2 separate regions of the Mus musculus genome follow, and region 2 is linked to region 1. The links are chromatin contacts, found by Hi-C in ENCODE. All regions are on one chromosome and are shown on one strand. The core of a region is the stretch at or near the end of the contact, and the rest is flanking DNA. Distances in the headings are between cores, read along the strand shown.

Region 1 (3,366 bases), core at 206-2,705:
CTTCAGAGGCCAAAGAGGCTGTCAGGTCCTTCTGGAACCGGGGGTTCAGACAGTTGTTAACCACCATGTGGGTGCTGGGACTCAAACCCAGGTCCTGTGGGAAAGCAGCCAGACTCATAACTGCTGAGCCATCTCTCTGCCATCTCTCCAGCTCCCCTTCTATTTACTCTTATGTCTACTGATGCTGTGGGAAGCTAGAATGAAACGGAGTTTCAGTGATGACACCTCCAATCATCATTGAACAGGAGTGTCCCTCAGAGGCTCGTGTGTACATGCTCCCCAGCAGGTAGCGCTGTTTTGGGAAGTTATTATAGCCTGGCCTTGCTTCCTGTTCTCTCTGCTTCTTGACTGTGGATACAAAGTGACCGACTTGCCTCAGGATTCTGTTGCCATGCCTCCTTCCCCATAATGGACCGCACTCCCTTGGAACTGTGAGTTAGAATAAACCATGTCTCCCCCACAATGCTTCTGTAAGATTGTCTTATCACAGCTGTGAGGGAGAAACTAAGTTTACAAGAAGTAAGAAAATTCCTGGCATTCTTTCTGTGCTGAATAGACTTCTCTTGTAAAGTCAAGGACTCCTTGATGCCAACAAATGAGGTGGTTGTTTTGTTTTGTTTTGTTTTGTTTTGTTTTGTTTTACACAGCAATAGTAACAATTACAAAAGAAAAAAAAAAGAGTGGTAGGGAATCAAACAGCTAAACTTCCCACAGCAGCAGCATGAAGGTATATATTTAGTTTATTTAGTTTACTTGATTGAGTTCCCATCAAGTAAGTATTTGGGATGGTTTACCTCTCACTTGTGCTGATCATTGCTTTTCACAGCACATAGCAATTATTGGTTGAATCAAATTAACATAAAAACTATCTAGTCTTGCATTTATTCTTTTTTAACCATTTAAACTATTTTTAAGATTTAGTTTAAGTTATCTGGTCTTGACTATGGATCTGTACTTGAGTTCTATCTCAGAAGACACAGCTCTTGGGTCCCTCAGCCTGGGCTTGTGTTACAAAAATAACACAGGGTTAGTAACAAGGATGTCCTGGTACCCTCTATGCTAAGGACAAAAATAAATAAAAATAAATAAATAAATAAATAAATAAATAAAAGAACTGTAAATGCATTGCTCAAATCAAGAATTTGGATAAAGAGCTACAAAAATTCGTCCCTAAGGCTCAAAGGGTTTGGAAGGTGAGCTGTCATCCCAGATCCCTCTCAGGGCCTGTGCGCGCACGCACACACATGCACACCACACCTCCTCCTCCCAAAAGGCTTTGCAAATTCTTTTCACATGAGGTCACAGTGCTGAACAGGGCCCTTGATACAAACAGTGCCCTACAAGATGGCAGTAGCCCACAGGCTACAAGTTACCGATTCTGACCTTACAGGGACAGAGCTAAGACTAGATTCCCTTCCTACCACATCAACACATGTAGCTTTGGGGTCTTTGCCAAGGCCACGGTGGGGGCAGGGGGACGGGCAGGGACACTGGCACCAGGTACCCGGCATGTTGCTTTAGGATAAGCAGCCTGAGACCAGATGTATTTTCTGCTCTCACTCTCTCTGAGATGAAAAGTGCAAAAAATAAACATGGACAGTCCGTTTGCAGCCTCTGCCTCACCCCTGGCTGCAGGCAGATGGGACGGAGCTGCCCCCATTTCCTTTACCTCACTCGCTAGCCTCTCATATTCTTCCATCAGCCTCTCATTCTCTTGATTCACAGCAAGAACCTTACATATTCTGTTAGCTGCTGTCTCGGCCTGCAAAACACAATAGGTAAACAGGATGGCTGGGCGACGAGGGTATGCTCGCAGACACACGTAAAGCCAGATGTGGGGGCGGGGCAGGATGGAGAAGAGGGCGTGCTGAAGATGGTGCAGTCTGGGTCAGGGTGGGGAAGATAGAGGGGGTGAATCAGTTCACACCTTTTTTTTTTTTTTTTTTTTAGTTTTCACACAGACTTACACGGCAGGCTGAATATACTGTAGGGAATAATGGGGAGATATCATTAGTCTAAAGTACAAACTTTATAAAACATCAAGCAAGTTAGTAACAGAAATATGTAGGTCGAGGAAACCAAGGTCTCAGGTCCCTGACTATCCAGCTAAATACTCCTGAATAGACCCTACGGCTATGGGTTGGAATGACCCTGGCCTTCAGAAATCAAAGCTGAAGAGGTTGGGTCCTGAATGTATCCATGTTATTGACCTTGAATCCATGGAAGAACTTTCTAGATGGGATGTTGGAGATGAGCGTGCCTTAAGATGTTGTTTCATTGTTTAATCTACAAGAGCAGTAAATACAATGAACCAATACATAATCCTTGGTCATTATCTTGAAGGGAACTTGAGTCACGTGCCTCTTAACACGTTTCTAGGATGGACCAAGAAGAGCGCTGTGCCTGTTCTAAAGCAGAGGTGTCCAACTCATGACCCAGGTGCCACATGTAACCAGGATAGCAATGAATATATCCCAACACCAAGTAGTAAAGTATTGAATTCTTTGGGCTTTTTGGAGGGAGACGTTTCTTTGTTTTCAGACAGAGTCTCACTCACTATGTAGTCCTGGCTGGCCTGGAACTCAATACGTAGACCAGGCTGGCCTCAAATTTACAGAAATCTGCTTGCCTCTGTCTCCCAAGATATGAGATTTAAGGAGTATACTCCCATGCCTGGCTTTACTTGTTGTTTTTACATTTTATTTCATGTGTGTGTGTATGTGTGTGTACAATGACTGGGCACAGGTGTAGATTATGTGTATAAAGACACATATGTGGACATCAGGACAATTTGTAGTGTCTTCTCTTTTTCTACCATGTGGGTCCTGGGGGTTGAACTCAGGATGTCAGGCTTAGCAGCAAGTGCTTTTATTGTCTAAGCCATCCCACCAATCCAACTTAAATGTGTGTGTGCGTGTGCCTGTGCTTGTGCGTGTGCATGTGTGTGTGAGACTTCATTACAGAGTTCTTGAGTGTGAACTTTGTAGGTGACAATATCATGTTTCAGTGTAAGGCCAAGTAAATACACGCACATTTTTGCAACCTTTGGCTACAGATTGGACACCACTGTGCAGCCCAGGACAATCCAAAACTTGGCCTAGAGAAGCCACTGGACACTCTCCCCAAAGTCCGGCCCTCTAAAGCCCTAATTCTCCTGAGCACAATGATCCCGATTACCATCATCTCTCAGTGGTGGCCTTTACAAAGATGGCAGAAACAGGGCACATTCTGTCTGTCCGTCCATAAGGGTTCCCCACGTACAGGGGTGAGCAGCAGAGACAGATGAAGCTGCAGGAGGTGGATGACTGGTCTCTCATAATTTCCCTCAAACTGTTCTGAGGCAGGTGAGTGCTTCTGAGGTCGTAA
Region 2 (3,094 bases), core at 491-2,990, 47 kb after region 1:
CAAAAACACAGAAGCAGAGATCTTTTTTAATCCATGAAAAAAAAGTAATCAAACTTGTTGAAAAAATGTTTAAAAAGAAATGAGACACTCATTGCTGTAATTAAAACCACTCTTCAACTTCTTACCAAGTGGTTACATCCAGATGGCACAAGTGTAACCCTCAGGGCCATGGGCATCCCTCTTGGTAAGCCCTTTAATTAGACTCTATTTCTAAATGTATCAGTCTCCATCCCTTGTTCCCAAGAAAGGTAGTGATGGCAGACATCTCGGGAAGCAAGGTGGGGGTGGAAAAGTAGCATCATCAGAGGGTTATAGCAACAGCAGGGACAGAGCTGCTACTGAGAATTTAAGAGAGAGTAGACAAGAAAAGAGAAATACTATATAAAAGTAGTGCGTGGTTATTTGATAATGAATGCAAGCATGAAGCCTTTTTCTTTCTTGTTAACATCACCATAGATTTCCAACATTATACACTTACTGACACACAATCACTCAAAGGAGCAGCTATGGAAACTCCCATGCACACTGACACTCACACTTAGCATCCACCTAACAGTAGGCTCTTAGAAGGGAAATCCACCTTGCTCATGCCCAGAAAAAGTAAGAAGATAAGGCATGAGGCACTGGCTTGGGGAACTGGCTTTTGTCAGAATGTTGAGTTAGTCTGTTGACTTGCCTAACCACCCAGGCTCTGTGCCCAGTCAAACAGAGGTGGAACTTAGCCTCCTGGTGAGCACCCCTATTTGTTTTAGCCAAGAGGATCAAGAAGAAACCCTGAATAATGGAATGTTCCATTAGGCCCCATAGAGCACCAAGATGGGGAGGGAGCTCTTGGAAGCTGGCTGTCTCCTTCATCCCTGTGTGCTTACCTCAATGAACTATAAATAGAGTGTGAAATAATTTTTACTTTGTAGGTGAATGTCTAGGGTTCTACAGCATCCCTCTCTAAGGAGCCTAACATGTTTAATAAGTAGTTTTCGAATTATCTTTGGGCCAGACCTAGGAAAGTTGAGATAGAGTGGGTTTTCATTTTGTGTCTTAGTGAGGAGACAGTCTTGGGGCAAATGAAGACAGCAGGGTCTGTCACAAAATAACTTTAGGGCAAGGTCATGGCAAAAGGAGAGCTGAGACTCTCAGATTCTAGTCTAACAGTCTTTTGAACATCATTCGTTTTCCAACTTATGTTAACTTTTATACACACACACACACACACACACACCAGGTGTCCTGCCTATCTCTGGGTGTGCTGTCCTTTCTGATGGTGCGGTGGGAGGCTGGGGGAACAAGAGCCTCCACCAGGGGGCCTCTTCTAGTGGTCACAGCCGGAGACGCCCCCACCCCACAACGACCCAGGCACAGACATGCGTGAGGGACCCTGCTGACCTTCCTCTGCTGCTTCTCCCAGGCCGGGTCGAGGAGCAGGTCGCGGTCCCACTCCTCCTCCTGGATCATATACTCATCTTCGTCGTAGACATAGTTGTACTGCACGCCGGGCTCTATCTGATTCATGGCGCTGGGTGGCTGGGGCGGCTGGGGAGCGAGCACAGCGCAAGGGATGGACAGACGGACGGAGAAATGGATGGATGGATGGATGGATGGATGGATGGATGAATGGATGGATGGATGGATGGATGGATGGATGGATGGATGGATGGATGGAAAGGCGGCGGGCTGCGGTGACCTTCTCGCGGTTCCTGGGGCGGCACGCCTGGGCGCGGAGTCTCCGGCGAAGTACCAGCACGCCTGCAGGCAGCGCCGCGCGGATTAATAGCCCGCTGAGAGTCACGTGCTGCCGGCCCCACCCACTCCCCGTCTCCAACACGTGTGGTTGGCTGGCTGGAGAGCCCCGCTCAGGTTCCACTGCCTTGACTCCGCCCACCCCTGCTCTCTGCTGGCTTCCAGGGATGACCTAGGGGCACCTCGGACAGCAACCCAGAGGAAAGTAGGGAGGGTTGGAAGCTTAGAACTAGGGAGAGGACACATATGGATCCGGTCCCACCTCTCACAGCACACACAAGGGTTCCAAAGACCCGCTGCAAAGTCATGTTTCCCGTGTGTCCACAAGCTAGCTGAAAAATCTCCCTCATCCCTCCTTTTCCTCCCCCACTCCCACTTCCACTCCCACCTCTCTCTCTCTCTCTCTCTCTCTCTCTCTCTCTCACACACACACACACACACACACACACTCCTCCGCCCCTTTCCCCTCCCCTCCTCCTTCTCCTGCCCACTCCTCCTCTTTTTCTATTTGTCTTTCTTTTCTCCTCTTTTCCTCCTCTTCAGTTCTCTGCCTCTCTGCCTCTCCACCTCTCCTCTACTCCCTGTTCACCTCCTTCCTCCTTCCCTTCTTTCAGTTCTTCTAAAGTGTCTCCCTCCTTCTTTGTCCTCTCTTTATTCATCGTTCCCTCTCTTAATCCTCAGTCTTCTCTCCCATTCCATTCTTTCTCCCTCCGTTTAAAAACCCCTGAATACCCTCTTTCTTGGCTTCTCGCCCTCACCTGAAGGACTCAAGGCATGTAACTTAAACCAAATGTATCAAAATGTCAGTAACCAAGCCAAAGCAGGAAGCGTCTAGTACTCACCTGCCAGCCATAAATTCAGAGAACTGACAATGACAGGCCGGTGGCCAGTTTCTCCTTACATTTCCGTTTCTCCCCGCAGTGCTGCACTTCTGCTCTCACCAGACCTGCTTAGCCGTCCCTAGAAATTATGTCACCCAAGGAAGTAAAGCCAGAGCCATGGGAGCAGAGGGCTGAAATTTCAAGTCAATCCTGTAACAACCACCTGCTATAAGCTGAATACAGCATTAGGTGCCCAAAACATCTGAGAGGATAGGGTCCCCCCAGTTAAGTTTATATCCCAATTTAGTAACCGCTGCCAGCAGGTGCTACAGTACTATTTGTGGCGCAAGGCTACCAATCTGCAGCCAGGTTGCAAGAGAAACTGTGTAGACTTAGAATCGCCAAATTCTTTCAACATCTACTGTTTTTTGCAGAAAAACTCACACAATCAACAAATGCAATGTATTACTGGTTTTTTTTTTCTTTTAATTCTCACCACAGGCAAGCTTAGCTTTTGCCTATTGTTGGTTGTTCTC

What was found. Hi-C counts contacts between places; a loop is a spot of excess contacts on that map.
Region 2: a loop to region 1 is called in a map of gastrocnemius, with 23 times the contacts of the local background. The contact joins the promoter of Actn2 here to the enhancer-like site in region 1. A Hi-C loop is called at or near these places in 2 of 37 maps with a recorded cell type or tissue (gastrocnemius and heart).

Annotation. Positions count from the first base shown.
Region 1 is chr13:12,292,641-12,296,006 of GRCm38, forward strand. It overlaps Actn2 (actinin alpha 2), which reads right to left. Exons shown (of 21, transcript NM_033268.4): 9 at 1,670-1,762. Among named protein-coding and RNA genes, the nearest start is that of Gm40667, 15 kb to the right of the region's middle. Within about 2 kb of position 1,456, at least 2 of the 3 ENCODE cell types and tissues checked have a DNase peak (open chromatin) inside an H3K27ac peak, as active enhancers do; they include gastrocnemius and heart, where a contact is called at or near this core.
Region 2 is chr13:12,338,992-12,342,085 of GRCm38, forward strand. It overlaps Actn2 (actinin alpha 2), which reads right to left and starts at 1,741. Exons shown (of 21, transcript NM_033268.4): 1 at 1,384-1,741. The coding sequence starts at 1,509.